Regions from separate parts of the Homo sapiens genome. Here region 1 is linked to region 2. A link is a loop called in an ENCODE intact Hi-C map of the cell type or tissue named here. Cell type or tissue: Calu3. All regions are shown on one strand. Links, peaks and the distances in the headings refer to the core of each region. The heading gives the core; the rest is flanking DNA.

Evidence for each region. A loop is a pair of places that touch in the nucleus more often than their neighbours do. Peaks named below come from ENCODE experiments on the same cell type or tissue, not always from the same donor. Only the 100,000 strongest peaks of a DNase experiment are listed, where the experiment ranks them.
Region 1: it touches region 2 in a loop (4-fold over the local background); 3 of 110 quality-filtered maps call a loop at or near these places.

What each region holds. Positions count from the first base shown.
Region 1 is chr5:147,686,009-147,698,153 of GRCh38, reverse strand. The region is part of intron 1 of JAKMIP2 (janus kinase and microtubule interacting protein 2); the gene reads left to right. Among named protein-coding and RNA genes, the nearest start is that of JAKMIP2, 91 kb to the left of the region's middle. In Calu3, for the core only: a CTCF peak has its summit at 7,328 (motif pointing right); a DNase peak (open chromatin) is centred at 7,363.
Region 2 is chr5:147,818,416-147,830,560 of GRCh38, reverse strand. It overlaps SPINK1 (serine peptidase inhibitor Kazal type 1), which reads left to right. Exons shown (of 4, transcript NM_001379610.1): 2 at 931-962; 3 at 2,433-2,539; 4 at 5,855-5,979. The coding sequence ends at 5,900. It overlaps LOC124901101 (a long non-coding RNA gene), which reads right to left and starts at 56. Exons shown (of 2, transcript XR_007058987.1): 1 at 1-56. In Calu3, for the core only: a CTCF peak has its summit at 7,681 (motif pointing right); a DNase peak (open chromatin) is centred at 7,680.

The sequences.
Region 1 (12,145 bases), core at 2,861-10,860, 130 kb after region 2:
CAAATGATCTCTTTGGACTCCATATCTCACATTCAGGTCACACTAATGCAAGAGGTGGGCTCATGGCCTTGGGAAGCTCCGCTCCTGTGACTTTGCAGGATACAGCCCCCCTCCCAGCTGCTTTCACAGCTGCTGTTGAGTGTCTGCGGCTTTTCCAAGCACACAGTGCAAGCTGTTGGTGGCTCTACCATTCTGGGGTCTGGAGGACAGTGGTCCTCTTCTCACAGCTCCACTAGGCAGTGCCCCAGTGGTGACTCTGTGTCAAGTCTCCAACCCCACATTTCCCTTCTGCACTGCCCTAGCAAAGATTCTCCATGAGGACTCCGCCCCTGCAGCAAATTTCTGCCTGGACATCCAGGCATTTTTGTACATCCTCTGAAATCTAGGCAGAGGTTCCCAAACCTCAATTCTTGACTTTTATGCACCAGCAGGCTCATCATTATGTGGAAGCTGCCAAGGTTTAGGATCTGCATCCTTGGAAGGCATGGCCTGAGCTGTACCTTGGCCTCTTTTAGCCACAGCTGGAGCAGCTTGGATGCAGGGCTCCAAGTCCCCAGGCTGCACACAGCAGGGTGGCCCTAGACCCAACCTATGTAACCATTTTTTCCTTCTAGGCCTCCAGGCCTGTGATGGGAGAGGCTGCTGTGAAGGCCTCTGTCATGCCCTGGAGACATATTCTCCATTGTTTTGGTGATTAACATTTGGCTTTTATATGATTTGGCTGTGTCCCCATTCAAATCTCAACTTCAGTTTTATCTCCCAGAATTCCCACATGTTGTGGGAGGGACCCATGGGGAGATAATTGAATCATGGGGGCTGGTCTTTCCTGTGCTGTTCTCATGATAGTGAATAAGTCTCATGAGATCTGCTGAGTTTATCAGGGGTTTCCACTTTTGCTTCTTCCTCATTTTTCTCTTGCTGCCACCATGTAAGAAGTGCCTTTCACCTCCTGCCATGATTCTAAAGGCTCTTCAGTCATGTGAAACTGTAAGTCCAATTAAGCCTCTTTTTCTTCCCAGTCTCAGGTATGTTTTTATTAGCAGTGTGAAAACGAACTAATACAGGCTCCTTGTTACTTATGCAAATTTCTACAGCAGGCTTAGATTTCTCCCCGAGAAAATGGGTTTTTCTTTTCTATTGCATCATCAGCCTGCAAATTTTCCAAACTTTTATGCTCTGCTTCCTCTTGAACACTCTGCTGCTTAGAAATTTCTTCTGCCAGATACCCTAAATCATCTCTCCCAAGTTCAAAGTTCCTCAGATCTCTAGGGCAGGGGCAAAATGTTGCCAGTCTCTTTGCTAAAGCATAGCAAGAATCACCTTTATTCCAGTTCCCTACAAGTTCCTCATCTCCATCTGAGACCACCTCAGCCTGGATTTCATTGTCCACATCACTATCAGCATTTTGGTCAAAGCCATTCAGCAAGTCTCTAGGAAGGTCCAGACTTTCCCATATTTTCCTGTCTTGTCTGAGCCCTCCAAACTGTTCCAACTTCTGTCTGTTACACAGTTCCAAAGTTGCTTCCACATTTTCAGGTATCCTTATACCAGCATGGCACTCTCTGCAGTACCAATTTACTGTATTAGTCTGTTCTCACACTGCTGTAAAGAAATACCCAAGACTGGGTAATTTATAAAGGAAAGAGATTTAATTGACTCACAGTTCTGCATGACTGAGGAGGCCTCAGGAATCTTAAAATTATGGCAGAAGGAGAAGAAAACACATCCTTCTTTGCATGGCGGCACAGAGAGAAATGCCGAGCAAATGGGGAAGCCCCTTATAAAACCATCAGATCTTGTGAGAATGCACTCACTATCATGAGAACAGCATGAGGGAAACTGTCCCATGATCCAATCACTTTCCACTGGGCCTCTCCCATGACACATGGGGATTATGGGAACTACAATTCGAGTTTTGGCTGGGGACACAGCCAAACCATATCAGAAGTATACATGAATGGCATCTCCTGAAGTTTTGCAACATGTCGGTCTCAGTAAACCTTATATAGAGCAATATCTTAAATATGGTTGGCACTCAGTATATGTTTACTAAATTTTGTCCAACCTCCATAAGGGATATGATGTCCTAACCTTTATTGAGATAAGGAAAGTTAAGGCTGGTAGAAGCCTGTAATTGGAAAGATCTCCATAAAATATTGTTGTATTTTTGTCTCTCCTTTAAAGTGAAAGCAAATATTAGAATATTATGTTCAGACTTTAAACACTTCATCTTTGTGGGCTTTAAAATGTATAATATAATAGAACTATGTGTTATTCTATGTAATTTTGCCAGAAAAAAAGTTTCTATTATATATAACTTAGGTCTCAGTCTAAGTCAAGCAGTTACATCAAGAGTTAAATCTCAATTTCTATCAATCAGTACCTAAAAATTAGTATAAATGAGGGGGAAAAGTTTCTGAATTTGCTCACTTGTTCTCTCTCTCTTTCTCTGTCTCTGTCTCTGTCTCTCTCTCTCACACACACACACACACACACACACACAGACCTTTCACTTCCGTAACAATAGAGGAAGAAATGAGAAATGCAAACCTTACTTGCTGGTCAGAAGCTATGGAAGAACATATAATAAATATCTGGGCCTGATGCCCATGCTAGGGATGCTACTATTGGAGAAGTGCCATTGCCATTCAATAATGCCCTAAGGAGGAATCCTATTCATCTGGCTCTCTCGAGACAGGATATGTGGGAACTGATATAGCCAAGCTGCAGACTAACAGAAGCCATTAATCCAGTGTCCATCATAAACCTCATCTATCTGGAGTCTATGAAAAGGAAGTCTGGATCCTTGAGAGTCTTCTACCTTAGAGGTAGTTGTGGAAGGAAGCCGGGCAATTGGTGCCAATTTTCTTTTCTTTTTTAGCCTCTCAACTACTAAATAGGCTTTTCTTTATTTAAGCGTGTATTCAACAGCACTTTAATTTAGTTGGATCATTGGCAACTGTCCCTAAACTGCCAAACTTAGTACAAAAAAAATCATTCCATAAGAGTCCTGGGTGTTAATATTTAACGCATTGTTAGTTTGTTTTGAGTCTAGCTTGATCATAAATACTCATGCCTAGCAGAAATTTGAGAATGAAGGGAGAAAATCCTTCTGATCCTGCATCTGAAATGGTTACATATAAAACAAATTGGCTCGCTTGCATGTGCTTTTATTATCCTGTGCCTCCAAGTTACTCAGCCTCCAGTGTGGAACCTTAAACAAACACAAAATTTGTCACAATTTGATAAGCTCTGAGCCCATATGTGCATACTTTCATCAAAAGTACAACAGACTTAAAATTTAATTTCTATGCCTGACAAAACAGTTGAGTACTCTGTGTTTTATTTTCTTCATTTGACAGTTGTTTTTATTTTCACAGTAAATTTTTCAAAGATGAATTCTGGCTATTCAACAGCAAAGAAGAGTGAATCTGAAAAATACCAAGAGATAAGTTTAAGAAAGATGCAGTCTCAAAAGTAGAAGTGACATGAAGGCACATTCAGGGAGACATGAGAGGCCAAATTACACATCAAATTGTAAAAGCTGCAGATGGACATTGCCAGTCACCAGGAGGGAGGGAGAGACAGGAAGGGAGAATGCCAAACAGCAGCTTTGACAAGCATAGCCTATCAATTTCACTAGACAATTATAGGATCTGTAGGAATCTTGTTGCCTTGTTCATTTTCCTGTATACCCTCTTTATTTCTCAGGAAGTCCTGACCCGGGGTAATGACTGCTTGTGGTGTAGACAGCCCATCAAGGAGTCCTGTTCCTATTTTAGCTGCCCATGATATGACTGTGACTCCACAATTAACCACAAAGACAAGATGAGAGACACCCAAAAAGAGCGCAAGCTGCTGACATCTCCCTGGAAAATCAACTTTATCCTCTCTAGCCAAAATGGATCATTAAAGGGGTTTTTTCTAAAAAAACTTGGAATCTTCCCAGTGTAGGCAGTAGAGATTTCCAGCAGACAAGTCAACATTAAATCTGAGGTTGAATGAGAGTGATCACATTTGACACCAGGACAAGAGCTAGGTTCTAGCCTGGCTATTCTGATACCAATTTAAAAATATTAATTGGCTCTCTTAGGAGAGGAGATGTGGGAATTGATGTAGCCCAGCTGCAGACTAAGAGAAGCTATTAATCCAGTGTCCATCGTAAACTTCACCTATCTGGAACTTCAACAACCAAGTTCTTGAAAATGTTGTTAGTAGAAAGGATTTATTTGAGAAGGGGCCACCACAGCAGATATGCTTAATTACTTTGATTTTATGAAATTCTATTTATTTGATCAGAAGTATAACCCCCAAATTAATTGTAATTCTAAGGATTTAAACCATTCAGTTAACATAAGATTTTAACAGTCGTTTGAAATTTTGACTTGACAGGACTGAAACGAAAGTGCAAAAACTTGAACTTAAAAATCTACTATAAAATAAATTAATGCTTTCAAAAGAATGAAAGCAGGGAGTTTTAATTCCAATTTTTTTTTTATTGTAACATTTTATTTTGTGCCTCTTACTCTCTTGCCACAAATTAAAACATTTATGTTTTCAGCCCCTTTTTTTATTAAAAAATGTGTTTGTGATATCTCTTTGCCACCCGTAATCCCACACATCACTCACCTATTTTGTTCATTGCTGTCTGATTCTTAAAGATGAAAAGGGAAAGTGATTTGCAATGTGTAGTTCTGATGTAAGTAGGTGAGAAAAGCTGAATGACTACTCACCATGATCTCATCAAATGTCACATGTCTGATAATATTAATGGTGAAAATGTATGGAGGTTTACAATGTGCTTATTACTTTGGTATGTATTTACATGAACAGTATTAGTTTATTAGATGCATCCAAACAACTACTCTGTGAGGGAGAAATTAAAAGCTGGGCAGAGAGATGTTAAGTAACATGCCCAAGGTCACACAGTTAGTAAGAGATAAGAGCTGGCCTTTAAGCCTAGGGTCTGACTCCAGAGTTCTTGTCCTTAAGCATAAAGCAACATCATTCTTCCAGTAATTTTTATGATATGTGAATATCATATTATATTTATAAAGAGCTAACTTTAAAGATAGGAAAAAATGTATAATTTTACTGTTTCCCTCAAATAAAAATTGTTTACAATTTTAGGTCATATACAAAATTGGTGGCACACATAATTATGATTGTGCTGGTTGATAATAAGATATAAGATAAAAAGCATTCATTTTCTCTAACAGAAATGATTTGTTCTCATTTTTCACAGTTTTACAGTAATTATCATCAGTGTTAGTGTTGACAGTTTTCCCTGATATTAGGAACTGCTTTGTCAATCTTATTATTACCCATAGACTTTTAAAAAGACCATCGTTCAAATCTAGATGGAGAAAGAGAGAGCGAGCTTTATTATGCTTTCAAATGGACCGTTTCCGCATGTCCCCAGGTCAAAATTACAAGTGCTGCACTCTCTTCTTGTCATTCATCAATCCATTCATTCATTTACTCTCTTTCATTTAAAAAATGTTTATCATACTGTTTTTATATTAGTCATATGAGCAAACACCCTCCCTACTTTCACAAGTCTTTCATTTTAGTGGGAGAGATAAATATTGATTTAAAAAATCAAATTTATAACCACAAGCTGTGATACATGTTATTTAGAAAAATAGCTGATATTGTGAAAACATGCACTAGAAGAACCTGGCCTGATCTGAAAATCTCAGGAAGATCTGTATTTATTTTCTAGAGCTGCTGTAACAAATTACCACAAACTGGTGGCTTAAAACAACAGAAATGTATCCTCTCACAGTTCTGGAGGCCAGAAGTCTGAAACTGGGTGTCAGCAAGCTTGGTTCTTTCCGGAGCTCTAAGAAGACTATTCCGTCCTCTCTTCTAGCTTCTGGTAGTCACTGGCATTCCTTGATGTTTTTTGATTTGTAGACACAATGCCCCAATCTCTGCCTTCATTTTTACATGACATTCTCCCCTGGATATATCTGTATGTTTGTGTCTAAATTTTCCTTTTTAAAAGGACATCAGTCATCTTGATTACATTTGCAGAGACTCTATTTCCAAGTAAGGTGACATTCCTTGGTACTGGGAGTTAGGACTTAAACATATCTTTTGAGGGACGTGACTCAACCAACAACAGCTTCCTTGAGTCAATGACACTGGAGCTGAGATGATTAGAATCTATGGAAGACAGGACTTTGCAAAGGGAATGGGACAGGTAAAGTCTCCGAAACAGGAAGGACCATCCTGTTTAAAGACTTGAGAGAAGGACACAGAGACAAACACATGCACAGGGAAACACAGGAGCAAAAAGTCTCAAGGAGTCACCCACGGCGCTGCTTAACCGCTCCCATGCACAGACTCCCCTCCCATGAGGCGTGGACATCACATCGCCTTTGCTCCAGGTCTACCTCCACTGACCAGCCAGCACCCTCATGTGCCCTTGAGTCAAAAGAGAAGCAAACACTCCTCTCTTCTGGGCTAGACTTTAGGAGAGAAAGTCTATGTGGTAAAGAATCCTTCAGGGCCAAAGCTTGGGTTGTGCTATATGAACACAAGGTTCGGGAGAAGGCTTGGGTTAAATCCCAGCTTTGTGCAGCCTTGGGTAAGTGCATGATTCTGAGCCCCAGTTTTTTCATATAAAAGGTGAGGTGAGTATAGCGTCTGCATCGTATTCAAGTACTTTGTAAATTTCAACAATAAGGAGAAAGAATGCTACTTGGAATAGGGAAGATGAAAAATCCTTGGCCTTTTAAGCCTAGCATAGTTCATCCAAATTACTTCACAGTAACAGAAGGAGCTGGGTGGGGGATGGGGGGAAACTATTAATAGCATTCCCCAGTCTGTGTACCGTGGAGGAGGTGAGAAGGTTAATAGTAACAATAACATTTCATCTGTGCACAATGGAGAGGGTGGGAGAACAAATATTAATCATTTTAATAATGGAATATGTTTACAGTGGTTTATGGGTAACAGTGTTTTCTCATATACAATCTTATGCAATGCTTGTGTCTCCTATCCCACTTTTAAAATAAAACTCATGTATCTGGGGGATGAGAGAGTTTTAAAATACCAACCTCCCTATCTGCTAGCACTTTGACTGGAGTAGTCCGTCACATTAACCAATCTTGAGAAGGCTGAATGAGTGGGTGAGATAACCCATGAGGAAAAGGAGACCAGAATAGAGCTTCAGGCACCTACCCCCAGGAAGGTGTTGGAGACAAGGGAGAGAGGAGAAATCCCATTTTCTCCCAGGACCCATCCTGTGTACCCAAAGGGTCTCAGCATTTCCAGCAACAGATCCAGGTATATAATTTGTCAGAGTTGTGGTCAAGGTTAGGTTTATCCAGCAGAGGGCCACACAGTATGCGTCATGCAATAGCCACGAAGCACTGGAGAAGGAGCTACACACTCACCTGAGACACATTCCCCAGAGGGTTTGCAATGAACCATGTGAGGCATCCAGGAAGACTTTTTGATCCCTCAGTGAGATGGACCCTGTTACCTCATATATCTTTCCAAAATGTTTTTATGCATGTATGTACCTATAGGTCCACATAGATGTGTGTGCATATGTGCATATATATATATATATATATATATATATATATATATATATATATAATCTCTTTAGTTTTTTACATGAATGACATTATACTTTGGACTTCATTCGTCATCTTGCTCTTTAAATGTTTTGAGGTGCAACTAGCCTCATTGGTTCATGTAGATCTTCCTATGTGTTTTTAAACTATTGCATAGTAATTTATAGACTGGACATACCACTTTATTATGCTGGTCCCTTTTTTATTTTTGTTTTTTAAGCTTTTTTTAGGGACAGGGTCTCAATCTGTCACCCAGGCTGGAGTGCAGTGGTGCCATAATAGCTCACTGCACCCTCAACCTTCTGGGCTCAAGTGATTCTACCACCTTAGCCTCCCAAACACCATGCCTAACAATTTTTGTTTGTTTGTTTGTTTGTGGAAACAGGGTTTCACAATGTTGCCTAGGCTGGTCTCAAACCTGTGGTCTCAAGCGATCCCCTCGCCTCAGCCTCCAAAAATGCTGGGATTACTGGTGTGAGCCACTGTGTCCAGCCCAAGCTGTTCCCCTTTACATGGACAGTGCATTGTTTCTAATTTTTCACTATGACAGTGTTGCACAGGTGTGGGCTAGATCGTCATGAAGTCTCTCATTATTACCTTTTAACATACTATGTAACTTACATAGTTATCTTGCTGATTTTTGTTTCACTCTGCTAGAGTATAAACTCCAGGAAAGCAAGGATGTTTGTTTATTCTATCCTCAGCTCTATCTCCAGCCCCTAAAACTGTGTATGCAGTGAATATTCATTGAACAAATGTGCTATAGCCATATTCTGCAGCCACATATAGTTATGGTGTAACTATTATCCTCTTAATAGGAGGACAGCTCTCTGAGGGCATGGACACCCTCAGAGTGTTTTAGCTGCAGTGCCTGGCACAATGCCCTGCTTAGAGTGAGAGCTTTATACATTTTAGGAACAAACAGTAACGTGTACTGTTTAATACATCATCAGATCAACGTGGCTCTGCATCTCAGCTCAACTTACTGATCCCATGATTCTGATGAAACATCCACCCAAAAAGGATTACCATCAGCTTGCATCTAGTCCTATCACCACCTCCCTTGCTTCCACTCTCTAAGCCGCTACCATCTCCAAGCTGGATTTTTGCAGTGACCTCCAAACCAGTCCGCTTAATTCCACCCTTATGCTCAGTCTTCTCCTTTTACTAGAGCAGTCAGAGTAAAATGTTAAAAGCTAAGTCAGATCAGGGCACTGCCCCTCTCAACTCCTCCTGTGGCTTCCTACCCACTCTGAGTAAAAGCTTAAATCAATGCAAAATGGCCTAAAAAGCACAGCATGGTCTGCACACACTGCCCTCCCATTACTGTCTGCCCTCTCTTTGGCTGCTGTCCTAGCTCACTCATTCCTCCAGCCTCCCCGGCTCCCTGAAGTTCCTGGAACTTGGACGTCTGTGCTCACTGTGGAGCTCTTGTACTATTTCCTCACTACCCTGGCACGCTTTCCCCCCCAGGCATCAGCCTTTAATCAAATAGCAACTACTTAGGCTTTCTCAGATCTAAAATCACAACACCACCTGGATCCTTCCTGTCGACCTCTGTTCTGTATTATTTTTTCCCATAACACATTATTATTATAATCTAGCACAGTATATTTACTTAGCATGCTTATTATGTGGGTCTCCAACTAACATAGCAGCTCCATGAGCCAACGATGTATGTCTGTTTTATTTATTCACTGCTGTATCTTCCATACCAAGTACAGTGCTTGGCAGCTATGCAGCATTCAATACATATTTGTTGAAGAAGCTGATTTTAGAACAGAGCACTTATTTGACACATACCATGTGAAACGCTTTACCGGCCTTATTCCATGTATCTTTTGCCACCATCCTTTAAGGGTGGGACTATAGTGATGCGGTTGAGAGAATGGGCCCTAGAGTCTAACAGCTTAGATTAAATCCTATCTCCATTGCTTACCAACACTGAGCAGAAGGTCAATTATTTATCTTCACTAAGTCTCTGTTATGTGAATGATTAAAAGGGAAATATTAATGACTATTATTTATTATTATTAGTTGCATTTAATCAGACTCTATGAAGCAACCAGTGCAACATCATAAGAAGTTTTTCAACCACAACCCTAGATCTAGGCACCAAATCCCCTTTTATTTAATTATCTATCTCATGTGATCATTTTACAATGCAATAGCTATGTTGTGCATACGGTTTTGCAGGATTAAAGCACTCCCTTGCCTGAACCCTATTTCACATAGGAAAAATATTAACTGCTAGTTTATAACCACCCTAAAAAATGGGATTTCTAAGTGAAAAGCCCTAAGCGATTAATTCAATCAGTGCTCAGAACATTATGACAATGAATGATACATAGCCTTGTGTTAAATCTTCATAATGCTCTGGACAGCAAATGTGTTTAGTGGCCTTACACTTTGACTTCTATAGAACAGGACTTCTTTGTAAGTCATCTGAGAGTTCTAAAGGCAATAATAGATATGAAAAAGAGTGTTGTGTTTCTGGTCCTAAGAGAAAGACAAGGACCATGCAGCGGTTAAAACAAATGTTTTGGAATCAGGCTGAAGTGATTTTAAATTTTGTCAGACACATCAAAGGCTCTCAAAAAACATTAACTGAGTCAATGAATGGGTCCTACGCATACAAGTTGCATGACATTGGGCAAATTTAAAAGTCTTCATTTTGTGTTTTATGTAACTGCAAAATGATACCTACTTCATGAATTTGTTTTAATGAGTTAATACATGTACAGTGGTAAATACTGTGCTTGGCATGTAGAAAGATTGCAATAGAGTTATTATTAAATAGCTTATTTCCATTCTGCAGTTGAGAAAATAGAATTGTCTTCTCCCAAATTAAATGTTTTACCTGTCGTGTGAAGGGTAAGAATAGACCAGTTTTAATATCAGATATAAAAATGAGCCCTTTCTAAATTCTCTCCTCCTTCTGCATGTTACCTGCAACTCCAAGCTAATCAATAGTCTTGATACATCCATAATTCTTACCAAATTTTCTTACATAATATTTACTCAATTCTTCTTTATTGCCAGGACCACAGGGCAAATCCTCTCTCATCTTTCAAGACTCAGTTTAGCCATCCCTTCTGTTAGACACACTCTCTGTCTTTCCCAGGGAGTTGGAGCTCCTCCTCTGAGTACCAGTAGTGCCTCGTTTGCTTCTCTGTTTCAGCACTCATTACATCTTCAGGCCTGCAGTTCATTATTTACATGTTGGTCTCTCCCAGTGGGGAAGAGTTGTAGAGAGGATTCATAAATCATACGTTCAAGGCTGGAAGATGACTTTTAACACTCACCTCAGAGCATTAAAAAGATAATGCATGTAAATAGATTTGCACAGTGACCAGCAGTAGTAAATGGTCAATAATGACAATTATGATGATGATTAGCAGTAGTAGTAGTAGTATTCATCTGTCACAGTAGGAGGTGAGTAAGTGGATGAAGAACAGTAATTATCTTTACAAGTGCTATGATGATCTAGAATATTATAGGCCAGGACTCCAGGGCTTTGGAATATCAAAGATTGCTTACTATACAAAAAGAAAACAATGGCTCCCAGAATCTTCTGAGATTTTAAGATATATAAGAAAAAATTATGAGCCCTGGAGATTTGTTTTTCCTAATAAGTTGTCTATAGAAATAGCTTAAAACTTAAAATGAGAAATTATAATTCCTAGTTTCATGTGCCAGGTAATAAAGAAAATGCTGGGAGGAAAATGTGTTTCTCAAATATAAATTTCTTACATTTGGAAATATATTGCTCAATTTTTAAGTATATAAATACAATTAATATACTACAGAGTTTAATGTGGATAAAACATCATTAGGTTTACTCAATGGTAAGTGACACTTCATGCTGTAGTCATCTGTGCTTTGGAAGAACAACATTAAAATTTTGCGGGTTTAAGGAATTCTTTACTCTTGCCAATGATAAGTTCATTTTGGCTCCATTCAGGTACCCCTTCAGCAAACATTTTAGAGTTTCTACTATGAGGCACTGTGCTAAGCACTGCGGATACAGTGGTGAACAGGCCCAGGGAAATCCCTGCTTCTATAGAGCAAATATGTGATAGAGACATTGAAGGGAAAAAAGTGAACATTATAGGGTATCCAATTTATTTCCTTGAGTGATTTGTACCCGTGAGTTTGGTAAGATATGCGTGAGAGAGGCTGGCTTCCCCAAGAAAGGTAGATTTGATGGAAAACAGTGCCCCCCCACCAACACTGATTTCCAAAAAAACGATTTATTCAAGTTCCAATCTAACTGACTGCACAGTCCCTTCATGAAAAGAGACTGGCATACATTCAGAAGTTTGTTCTGGCCTTGTTGATTCCAATTAAGTCAGGTTTTGCAGCGTGGACAATTGTGCTGTGACTCGCTGTGACTAATGGCTGGTTCTCTGTTCAATGAAGAGGAGAGGCACTTTAGAGCCCAAAGCATTTCAGATTAGGAACAAGGTCCCTATGTTTGCATTAATTCCAGCTTTTCATGATGTTATGCCAAAAGCATGGCCATTGTGTTCCAGCCTCACTCCTAGCTTCAG
Region 2 (12,145 bases), core at 2,888-10,887:
GGGCCCCCAACAACATCAAGTTCTGACTATCCCGGGGGAAATTCTCCAAGCTCATAGATGCCTCACTAATTTTCATTACATTTAGATACAAAGAACTACCTCTTTGCTCAGATCACCTCAAAGATTGATGATATTAAAATTAATTTTCAGGAATGTTTCCTTATTTGATTGCTATCATATTAGTTCCCTTTCCCTTCCATGAACTTATCCACAGTTATCATTTCCTATATGTTGTCAGCAAAACCTCTGCTATTTTCTGGGGGAATAGAGATTAGCTATTTTGACTACCTGTAAATTCAACAAATGTGAGTTAGACCCATAGTCCATATGATGCAATTGTTGGAAATAGCTCTTTGGGAACTGATAGTGAGTTGGCAAAAGAACTCTATTTTTTCAACAATACTTACAAAAGGGAATTTAAATGTAATTGAAAAAGCTAACTTTGCATCAGAAGACCTGGTTACTGCTTATGATAACTGTTTCACAGCTAGTTATAAAAACTCTCCATACTTTCATCTGTAAACTGAGATAAAAATTATACTTCACTAATTGTGAGATTAAAGATCTAGTAACTGGTTTTGAGAATGTTTGTGAGTATTCAAAAGATAATTTGCTCAGTGCCTGATTCATTTCCAGCAGTAAGTGCATAATTTCTGTTTTCAAGGAAATAGATCAACTTCCTAAAACATCAAATCGAGATACTTTGGTCATAATCAAAGTTTTACTCAAACTTTTTAAGGTTTTGCCAAGGAAGGGGTACAGGAAAATCAGTCAGATACTTTTGGAAGATTAGAGAAATCAGAAAGGGTGGGGAATGAAAGAGCCTAGTAAAGAAGTCACAGTCTGCAATGAAAGCAGAGAATTCTGATGAAGAATAGATCTGACTTCTTTCATTTAGGACCCAACTTACCATATCTGATTTATTTCTAGGTAACACTGGAGCTGACTCCCTGGGAAGAGAGGTAAAGAGATATTTGTAATTTCTTATTTCTCAGACTGGAACAGTTTGATCCAACAAAAATGCAGCCTTGCTGTCACCTTTCAGTTTAGCCTGAAGTTAAGAGGAGTATGAATGCTAGGGAGGGTTAACGTGAGAAATGCAAATGGTAGTAGTAGTTCCAACCCACAGGCGTATATTGAAGGACAATTTCACTGATGTATAAGCAAGTTCCATATAGTCCTACAGTGCTTGCTGTGAAGGGGTTTTTATATAGACTAGTGATAGCTGTAGACAAGTATTTGGGGTGGAAGCCTTCTCAACTTCACTCCAAGTAGCCCTTCCTCCTTACAGCCAGTTTGACCATGTTGGCATGCAGCTCTCCCAATCACCAAGGTGTGGCTCTAATTTATAATGAATGACAGAAAATAATAAACTAGGTTCTCCTTCTAGAAAAATATTCTAACTCTAACCTTTTCATATTTTTTTGTTTAAGAGGTAATTTCAGTAAATTTGGAGACCAGAGGAAGAAGTGTCCCTGTTCTCAGTACATTTATATCTAGTCAGAGACAGCTGATAGACCAAAAGTTCATGAATGAATGCAATATTACATTTGTGATAAGTGTTATGAAAAAGTTCTGCTGCCGTTAGGAACTTAGCCTAGTTAGAAAAATCAGGGAGGGTGCTCCGAAGTAACTGAGGGGTTATTTTGAGCCAAAAAAAAAAAATGAGTGTTAGTAAAACAAAACTGGTGGGGAGATGTAGTAGAATAAAGTACTTAAGAGCTAAAGCTCAGGAACTCTGACTAGGTTTGAATTCTGAATTTAGGAATTCCTTAGCTGGGTGGCCTTGGCTAATTTTATTGCTTTGTGCCTCATTATCTTCACCTGAAGAAGAATATAATACTTAGTTCACAGGATAGTTAGGAGGTTTAAACAGAATAATATATAAAAAGCACTAGAACAATGTCTAGGACAATGACAATCATTTGATGATTATAAACTCTTACTGGAGTAGAATGCAAAGACTTCCAACACCCGACAATGCCTAGTGCCTTTAAGTGCCTAATAGAAGACCAGTGTGTGTGGACTACAGTGTACAAGGAAGAACGTGCCCCAAGATGTGGCCAACCTGAGAGATGCCAGCACCCGCAGTAATTGCAAACTTGAACATTATCTCACCCATCCATGTAAATCTCACAACAACACTATGAGATAGGTGGGAAATGGTAATATCATCACTGTTTTGCAGATGAACTGACTGAGTTTCAGAAGGGCCATAGGACTTACTAATGTCACACAGCTTAGAAATAGCAGAGGCATGACTTAAAACAAGGTTTTCTGTCTCCAGATAGTAGGTTATTTCTCTTACAACACACAGTATCATTCTCCCAATCACAGTTATTCCCCAGAGAAATAAAACCATTTCAGAGATTTTGCTATGAACTCAAGAATGGAGAATAATGGGAAATGATTCTGTTTAATTCCATTTTTAGGCCAAATGTTACAATGAACTTAATGGATGCACCAAGATATATGACCCTGTCTGTGGGACTGATGGAAATACTTATCCCAATGAATGCGTGTTATGTTTTGAAAATCGGTGAGTACAAACTTGAGTTTCTTTTAAACTATATATTTTAAGTTAGTTATCTTCAAGTGTACTGATAATATGAATCTCACCCCGAGAAAAGCAAACTATTTACTTTTTCCAAAAACAGTTATCTCTTTCTTATTCTCCCTTTTATATATTTAGCATTAAATATTATTTTTTAGAAGTCACTTGTATGATAAAAGCCTATATTTTTTACAGCAAAATAGTCGATAGCTTGGATTTTTATAAAGTACACACAAAATACCTTTAATTAAAAAAATTATTAGTGGTTGCAATGATTGTGTTTTTTAAAGCCCTCAGTTATGCAAATATAAATTGTATAGATTATATAACCAAAAATATATTTTTACTTATGGATATGAAAGCCAGTTTCAGTAAAGCTTCATTTCCTCAGTGACCATAAGTAGGTGATGTGATACAGAGAAATAGATTCAACACAGATTTCCTATCTCACTCAGCAACTGAAACCTTAGCATGTCTCAAGCATCATGCTAATATTCCCTGTCTTACTTGTGCTTATGACTAAGAAAACATCATGAGCATGTATAGGATGGCTTCTTATAACTTGGGGCAAATGCCAGAAGATGAGGTGTAAATAAAGTGCAACAGGAGTGAAGCAGAGATACATATTTTTTATTAAAAGGGGCCAAGAAAGGATCCATGAAAAGAATAGAATGCCAGCCGGGTGCAGTGGCTCACTCCTGTAATCCCAGCACTTTGGGAGGCCGATGCAGGTGGATCACCTGAGACCAGCCTGGCCAACATGGTGAAACCCCATGGTGGCGGGCGCCTATAATACCAGCTACTCAGGAGGCTGAGGCAGAAGAATCGCTTCAATCTGGGAGGCAGAGGTTGCAGTGAGCTGAGATTGTGCCACTGCACTCCAACCTGGGTGACAAGAGTGAGACTCCATCTTAAAAAAAAGGAAAAAAAAAGAATAGAATGCCATTTAAATAGAGTTCTGAATTTTGGCAATATCAAAAGAGCATGCCAGGTTAAATAAAGGTGTGGAATGAACAAAGCAAATAAAAGGGATTCCACGAGTGACTTTAGTTTTTCTGAGATTGACTTGATATTAAAGACTTTGACTCAGGCTCAAATGACTGTGTAAATTTCCATTATATTCTACTGCATAAATTCCCTTTTCTGTAATGCAAACCTTCTTCTTGGGCTGTTTTAAACCATTTTGGAAAATTCTCAGAGTTTAGCAAGTATTGTGGAAATAGGACCTCTGGATGAGAGGTCTAATATCCTGAAGTTTTAGACCCAAAACATTAGGTATTCTACTTTGTAATAAATCTGTTTCCATAATTAAGACTTGTAAAAAGAATTTGAAGCCACCTGTTAGTTTTCTCATGACCCATGTTCTTGACATTAAGCTCAAACATCATATTTCCATCCAATGGGAGGAGAAAGCAAGAGAACAACAGCTTTGAGACTTGGGAAATTTCCAAGTGCCGCTCAACATTTACAGTGAAACATTAGAAAAATATTAGTAGAGGGCTGGAACACCCTATCTGCTTAGCCTCTGAAACCTCCGAGTTTCTGCTTATTCTTTCTATTTGTTCAAAACTATGTAAATATGGGAGGCACATTTGTATGCTAGAAAACATGACCTCTCTTCCTATATTTCTCAGATAAGAAAATTTAGGTCTAGAGACAAAATGTTGCTTTCTCAAATACAACATATTTCCTAATGTATGACATTGCCTTTTTCACTGTTGATTAAAAGTCCCAAACTTATTACCTAGTAACTAAAGCCAGACGCTGACCCTAGTTTGAGACAAGTAGATAATACCAAACAAGGGCTTGCAAATCAGTCTTTTTGGTGATTATGTGCTTGGCAAATATATTCAATAAACACTTTTTCTATTCCTTCTACGTCTTCAAAGGGAATCTGTACCGGCAAATTCTTTTCCATAAACCTGCATCTCCAATAGAACCTTCTATAATGATGGAAATGTTCTATGTTTATGCTGTCTAATACATAGCCACTAGCCACAAAACAGTAGCCTTAATGTGGCTAACACTAACTTAAATGTGGCTAGTAAAACTGATCAGCTGAATATTTAATATTATCTAAACTAATTTACATTTACATAGCTATATGTGGATAGTGAATATATGAAACTAGAGTGAACAGCATAGCAACTCTTGTTTATTCTGTTTAGGTGTGTGTGCTTATGTATGCTAACTGATTTGGAAATCAGTATTAATGAGCAGTTAATGATTGTGGGACAAGAAAGCATTAAAAAATCTTAAAGAGTTTGGCTGGGCATGGTGGCTCATGCCTGTAATCCCAGCACTTTGGAAGTCCCAGGCAGGTGGATCACTTTTGTTAGGAGTTTGAGACCAGCCTGGCCAACATGGTAAAACCCCGTCTCTACTAAAAATACAAATATTAGCCAGGCATGGTGGCATTCACCTGTAATCCCAGCTACTTGGGAGGCTGAGGCAGGAGAATCACTTGAACCCGGGAGGTGGAGGCTGCAGTGAGCCAAGGTCACACCACTGCACTCCAGCCTGGGCAACAGAGTGAGACTCTGTCTTAAAAAAAGAAAAAAAAGAAAAAAAGAAAAGAAAAAAAAAAGAAAAAAAAGTATATGGAAGTCAGATGTCCTTCAGTAATAGAGAAGTAGAAGAATTTTTGTAAGCCCGTACATTCAAAGAAAAAATGGTTAGAAAAATTAAAGACCTGGAAACAGTCTTCTAGGGAACAATTATAAAATTTAGAGATATTTAGTTTAGGGAAGAGAAAACTAGTTTGGTAATGGTAGTGTGGGGCGAACAGAGAGGTTTTATCTGGAGGGGAGGATGTTTAGAACTGGCAGGAATCATGTGGAATAAATATGTGATTTACTTTTGTGAGACCTCACAGATACGAATCCCCAGAGCTCTAAGATGAAAGGTCAATCAATTAGAAGGTCCAACAATAGCTCAGGCATCAGCTGAGATGGAAACCTGGTGGCGAAGGCAGAGGCATCAGGAGCAAAAGATGCAACAATAGTTTTGAGTTTAATTTCAGGGGTTCACTGTAACACCCCACGAGATCTGTAAAAACTGTAAGGACAGATATTTTTCCTTTCTGTTGTATCCTTAGTGTATTCAACAGTAATCAATAAATATTTGATGAATTAATGACTAAGTGAATGTATAAATGAATGAAAGACAGAGAAAAGATTATAAATCTCAAACCTCTCCAACTTTAAATGAAGCTGTTATTTTTCCCCCTGTTTTTCTCCCATAGTCACTTTTTCATCAGTGAAGTTTAAGCTGATATATTTTTTTTAATCTCTACTGCAGGAAACGCCAGACTTCTATCCTCATTCAAAAATCTGGGCCTTGCTGAGAACCAAGGTTTTGAAATCCCATCAGGTCACCGCGAGGCCTGACTGGCCTTATTGTTGAATAAATGTATCTGAATATCCCCTGTTGTTTCCATTTGCTTTTTCCTCAAAGGTATGTTTGATTATACCAGGGTCAGGGGACTTTGGTAAGACTGAGAATAGACCAAGTTTTAAAAACATCAGGAATCCTGTAATTTCAGACAGGGTTTCCCTCATAATTCCTTTTCTTTCCTCATCTTTCTCACATCCTGAGGTCACTGCCTTAGAAAATGTGATTGCAGATATTAAATGGCAGAGCACAGATGATCATGAATACAAGAAATTCTTTGAGGACTGGACTACTATTTTAAGGAACAATTGGAAAATACCCAGTCCAGAAACATGTTACCCATCACAGTCTGCTGATTGCAATAACTCCTTTAGGTTTCCTTGGGATTTGATTGAGCATCTATTGTGGCTGGCACAGGTCTACGTGCATGGGCATAGAGCTGCCTATATGGTGGAATAGAGTTTAGTCTTTGAGATTTTCCACTTATCTCAGAATGTAGATTTTGGGTCAGACATAATTGTCTCAAAAAGATTTGAATCATTGAGAAAACAAACAAAAAAAGTACATTTTCTTAACAAGGCTATGGAGCAGCTTCTGGACTTAGCCTTAGTTCTTCCCCAGCAGGGCCAGTTCCCCATTAGTTACTAAGGTGAATGGTGGTAACGTAGAGCCTGTGGTTGTCCCTGATAACCCGGGGCTTGGATGGAGGACTTCCTCTTGTGCTTCCCTGGGAGATCTGCTTCATAGGGCCTGATGGGTTTGTGCTGTGCTAACCTGAGGCAGGTAGGTGGGGAGGCCTGATTCTGGATTAACTTTGGGAATGGTCTCTTCTACTATCAAACCATTCCCAAAAGATAATCTGACAAGGAAAAAAGTGACTATAGACTGGATGAACTGATCAAGAGACCTTTGTGCAGCACACTTTGGTTTATGTGTGGGCCAAAACAACCCTATAAGATTATCCTTATCTTATGAGTAAACTTAGAACTAAGTGAAATCACCTGCCTAATATTGCAAGCAAACAAAGCGACAGGCTTAGGTTTTTATTATAATACAGGACTGACTTCAAATCTAATGCTTCTTCCATTAAGCCACAATCACCTCACGTGAGTTACTCATTGCCTATTTTTTCTATAGAAACTTCAGATAACACCTTCCTATTAAAAAGGACTATGTGTTTATATTCAGGGAAGCAAATCAGATAAAACTAAAGAAGTTCCCCAAAAGAAAAAAAAGGTATGTACAGCTATTAAAAGAAGAATAAGGAGGAGGAGGAGGAGGAAGAGGAGGTAGAGGAGGAGGAAGAGGAGGTAGAGGAGGAGAAGAAGGAGAAGGAAAAGGAGGAGGAAAGAAGAAAGAGGAGGAGGAGAGAAGAGAGAGGAGGAGGAGGAGGGGGAAAGGAGAAGGAGGGGCAGGGGGAGGAAGAGGAGGGGGAGGTGGAGGAAGAAGATGAAAAAGCAGCTTGAATTCCCAAACTCATGAAGAACTAGCCTAGAATGGAAAACTGGGTAGAGAGCTAACAGAGCCTGAGATAACAGCAGGTTTTCTAATATACAGCAGGAAATAGATCACCCATTGAATCAGAAATAATCAGTCAAAAGCTATTGCACACTTGCCAAACACAGTTGCCTGACACTCTAAGGTTTAGGTTAATTTCTTGTGATATTCAGAATATACACGTCTTGAGGTTTAAATCTGACCACTAGAGGATGCTGTAGTCTGCCAAGTGCCTCAGCCAAACCGCCGTCTAACAGCTCTCATTAAATATCACTCTAACAGCAGTTATGGATGCAAGATGGCTTCCAACAACTTGTCTGTGATGCTAGAGGACACTCGAAGGACATCCCTAATATTAAGGACCTTTGCCATGATAAACAGAAATTAAATAATTGAATGCTACAAATTTTCATGTCCAATTGAACCAGTCTACAAGTCTGGAGAGACAAGACTTGGAGATTATAAGCAGAAGCAACCCATTAACCCAAATTGTCTATCTTTAATGGTTCTGTTCTCTCTCTGACCCATCAGAAAGCATGTGGATTGCTATGTTCATGTATGGTAGTTTATCAGGCCATTCTCCCGTTGCTCTAAAGAAATACCTGTGGCCTGGCATGGTAACTCATGCCTGTAATCCCAGCACTTTGGGAGGCCAAGGAGGGTGGATCACCTGAGGTCAGGAGTTCAAAACTAGCCTGGCCAACATGGTGAAACTCCATCTTTACTAAAAATACCAAAATTACCCAGGCATGATGGTGGGCACATGTAATCCCAGCTACTTGGGAGGCTGAGACAGGAGAATCGCTTGAACCCAGGATGTGGAGAATGCAGTGGGCAAAGATTGCACCATTGCACTCCTGCCCGGGTGATAAGAGTGAAACTCCAACTCAAAAAAAAAAGAGATACCTGAGACTGGGTAGTTTATAAAGAAAAGAGGTTTAATTGGCTCATGGTTCCACAGGCTATACAGGAAGCATGATGATGCGGCATCTGCTCAGCTTCTGGGGAGGCCTATAATCATGGTGGAAGGTGAAGGGGGAGCAGTCAGGTCACATAGGCCAAACAAGAGCAAGAGAGAGGGGAGGTGCTACACACTTTCAAACAATCAGATCTCAGGAGGACTCACTCACTACTGAGACAGTCAAGTAAAAAGGGCTCCCTGGAGAACCTCCGACCAGCCTGAACTGGGAGAATGACGTGGAGCCACAGAAGTTCATGCCCTTTGCAGAGGGGAGGAACCCGACCTCTTGAGTTCCTGTGTGGTGGGGCAGAAGCTGGATAACAGGCTTCCTTCTCACTCTACTGAAAGTTTGAAAATTTTTCTCTTTTTCCTTTTTTGCCCGATAAATTCCGTTTTTCTCACCCTTCTATGTGTCCACAAGCCTGATCTTTCCTGGTTGTGTGACAAGAACCCAGTTTTTAGAAGAGCTGAGGAGGAAGTCGTGTAACAGTATCACAGGAACAGCACCAAAGGGATGGGTGCTAAATGATTCATGAGAGATTTAGCACCCACATGATCCAAATTACCTCCCACCGGGCCCCACTTCCAACACTGGAGATTTTGACATGAGATTTGGATGGGGACACCGAGCCAAACTGTATCAGGTAGTTGTGTTTTAAAAGAGATGATTTACAAACCAGAATATGTTTAGAGGAAGGAAACTACCAATATTGATAAGAATTTGAAATTTTTCTCCATGATGAGTGGTTGGAAGAAGCAGGAATATTTGGGCTAAGGAAAGGAAAACCCTTAGAAGTTGGTGGGTCTTTTCAAAAGATTTAAGGGATTAAAATGTTAACACCGTGAAAGCAGAAATTTTATCCTTTTTTTCACTGCTGTATTACAGGCTCAAAACAATATCAAACACCTAGGAGGTACTTAATTAATATTCTTTTTGGTACATAAGTGAATGGGGAAGAGGAATGAACATGATCTGGTTGGCCCCAAAAGGTAGAATTTAGACTAATTGGGTAGAGATTAAAGAGATACTAATTTTCATTCGGTGGGAAAATGTACCCTATAATGGTTAAGATCAGAGGCTCTGATTTAGAGAGGCTGAGTTTGAATCTGGCTCTGCCTCCATCAAGCCCTGTGTCCTGGGAGAAGTTGGAGAATTTCTCAAAGTCTCAGTTTCCTCATCTCCAATAGGGGTTAATAATAACAATTCCCTCATAGAGCAAATAGCACAATGCCTGCCATATAGTATGTGCTCAAGAATAATTAGTTATTGTTATTGTTATTATTCATCTTATAATACTTTGGGCTCACTAAAACAGTGACCAATTGTCTCCTGGTATATAAGCATTTCTATGACAGAAACTTTACTTCCTCAGGTAATAATTTGTTGCATTATTTATTTCTTCGGGTAATAATTTGTTGCATTATTTACTTCTTCAGGTAATAATTTGTTGCATTATTTACTTCTTCAGGTAATAATGTGTTGCATAATTTTGTAGAAAACATTCCTCAAATGGGTACAAGATTGGACTAAAGTCTCTCTGCTTTTAATTTTAAAAAATTCCAGAATTACAAACCATGCCTCCAAAATAGAAATTCGAGAGTAATGGCTGAAGATGAATTTTGTGGACTAAGAAGGGTTTTGTAGCCCTGTGAGGGAATAGGGTAATAAACCCAGCTCACACTATTAGATTCCCCATCCCTGGATAAAAAAAGAACTATAATCCTCATTAAATACAGGACCACAGAACTGCAAGTAAACTCCAAGAGGGCATAGTCACAGGGCCAATACATTTCTGTACAGTTTCCTCTATTGGTTTCAGAACATTTGAAATATGAAGCTATCTGGTAGGAACAGTGTATTGAAAACAAGCAAAAAAAATTGTCCTATTGGAGAAGAAAATGTGTTTGAAATTAAACATTTTAAAATATAATTTATACTAAGCCTCTTGAAAAATAAGAACTTGAAAAATATTGTCCTTTTATTTCCATTTCTCTGACCCAATTTATCCCTTAAAAACTTTAGTTTATTCCACCTATGTACAAATACAGTTTAGTTGCATAACAAGGGAAGCTATTAAATTAAAAAACATGCAAAGCTTTTACTTTTCCAAGCCCTAGCACTGCCAACAATTTTGCTTTTTTTTACTCTCACAATCCAGTGCAGAGAGATCCTTTGTTTTCTTTCATTGTTTAAACAAAAGCTAACTTTTAGCTAAAAATATGGAATATGTATATAACAAAATGACGTTCACAAAAACGGAATAACGCAGATCTTTTCCTTTTAAACAAATCAAAAGTCACTAAAAAGCCAAGAAATAGTGAAAACAAACAAAATAGACTGGAGATCAAGTCAAAACCTTGTTACTTGGTTGGGATGCTATTTGTGGCTAGGTGCCTTTTAGATGTGTTCAAAATAAATAAATAAAAATGGAGGCTACAATTTAGATTACCACGTGGTCAACTGCCCACAGCCATGTAACCAAAATTTTAATCATCCTGATTTGCCTGAAATCTTAACCTTGAACATAAACAAAGCATAGACATTAGCATTTTGTCCTTTTCTGCATGGTTCAATGAAATTAAACCAGTAGCTACAGATAAATCAGCTTAAACAGGCTCTGTTGCCTTAAAAACAAATATATGACAGCTAATCATGAAAAAGGCCAAAATACTTCCTCCTCCAGGCTCTATAAGTTGTGCTGGAACTGCTGTTAAATGGAGATTTCATGCATTCTTCAACTTGAGGTTTCCCAGTTCATGAACTATTCTTTTGTACTCACAATAAACTCTTAAAATTCTTTGTGATTTAACTTTATTTTTGACAGATAATGGATAATTCATTCAACTCATTTAATTTGTATTCATGAATAAAAGGTGTAATACAAAATAAATAGTACTTTTTTGGCTCCATATAGTCCGTGTTAAAAGAAGAGAAGAAGAAATAAGAGAAAACTAGGAATTAGAAGTCACCAGAGGAAAAGTTGTGTTAGAAATAAAGAAAATCTTTAAATGTGTAACTGTGGAAATTAGAAGGAAAAAGGCAGAAAGAGCCATGCATATTATTAAATTAAACAAAATGTAGACATAAACACCTGAACAGACAAAGAATGAGAAGTAGAGAGAAAGACCGTGAAATTTTGGTAAGATTTATAGTAAATATGGTTGTGGAAGCACAGATGCACAATAAGTTATATTTTGAATGTTTGTGCTAAATTTCAGGGTTTTTTTAAAAAAAAACAACACTTTTTTTACAGAAAGAATTCTATGTGCTTTTCTTGAAAGCTTACATCTACATTTTTGAAATTTTTTTATATTCTAGGGACCTTTAAAATACTTAAAAGAATGACTTAATAAAGATTAACTTTCAAACCTTAAAGATGCAAATTAGTACAAAGTGAAAGTTAATAAAGAATAATAAAAATTATAGGAGCTAACCTCTAGATAAAATTCTATGTGCCAGATCCTGTATTAAATATTTCCCATGCATCCTCACAAGGAGTCCTGGGATCCTCATTTAGGAATGAGAAAACTGAGGTTTTAACTCCCTCAAGGGTTGAACCACTCAAACTGCAGAGCTCCTTGGCCCTTCCGTGATGTTACACTGTCTGTCAAGCTCCTTTACTGCTGCTGTTGCCTCTGCTTTCTGTAACAGTTAGCACTGATGACCTCCCTTTCTTTGAAAAATAATTGCTCCAAGTTCCCTGAACATGTCATGCTCTCTAGCCTCTGTCCTACTTCTC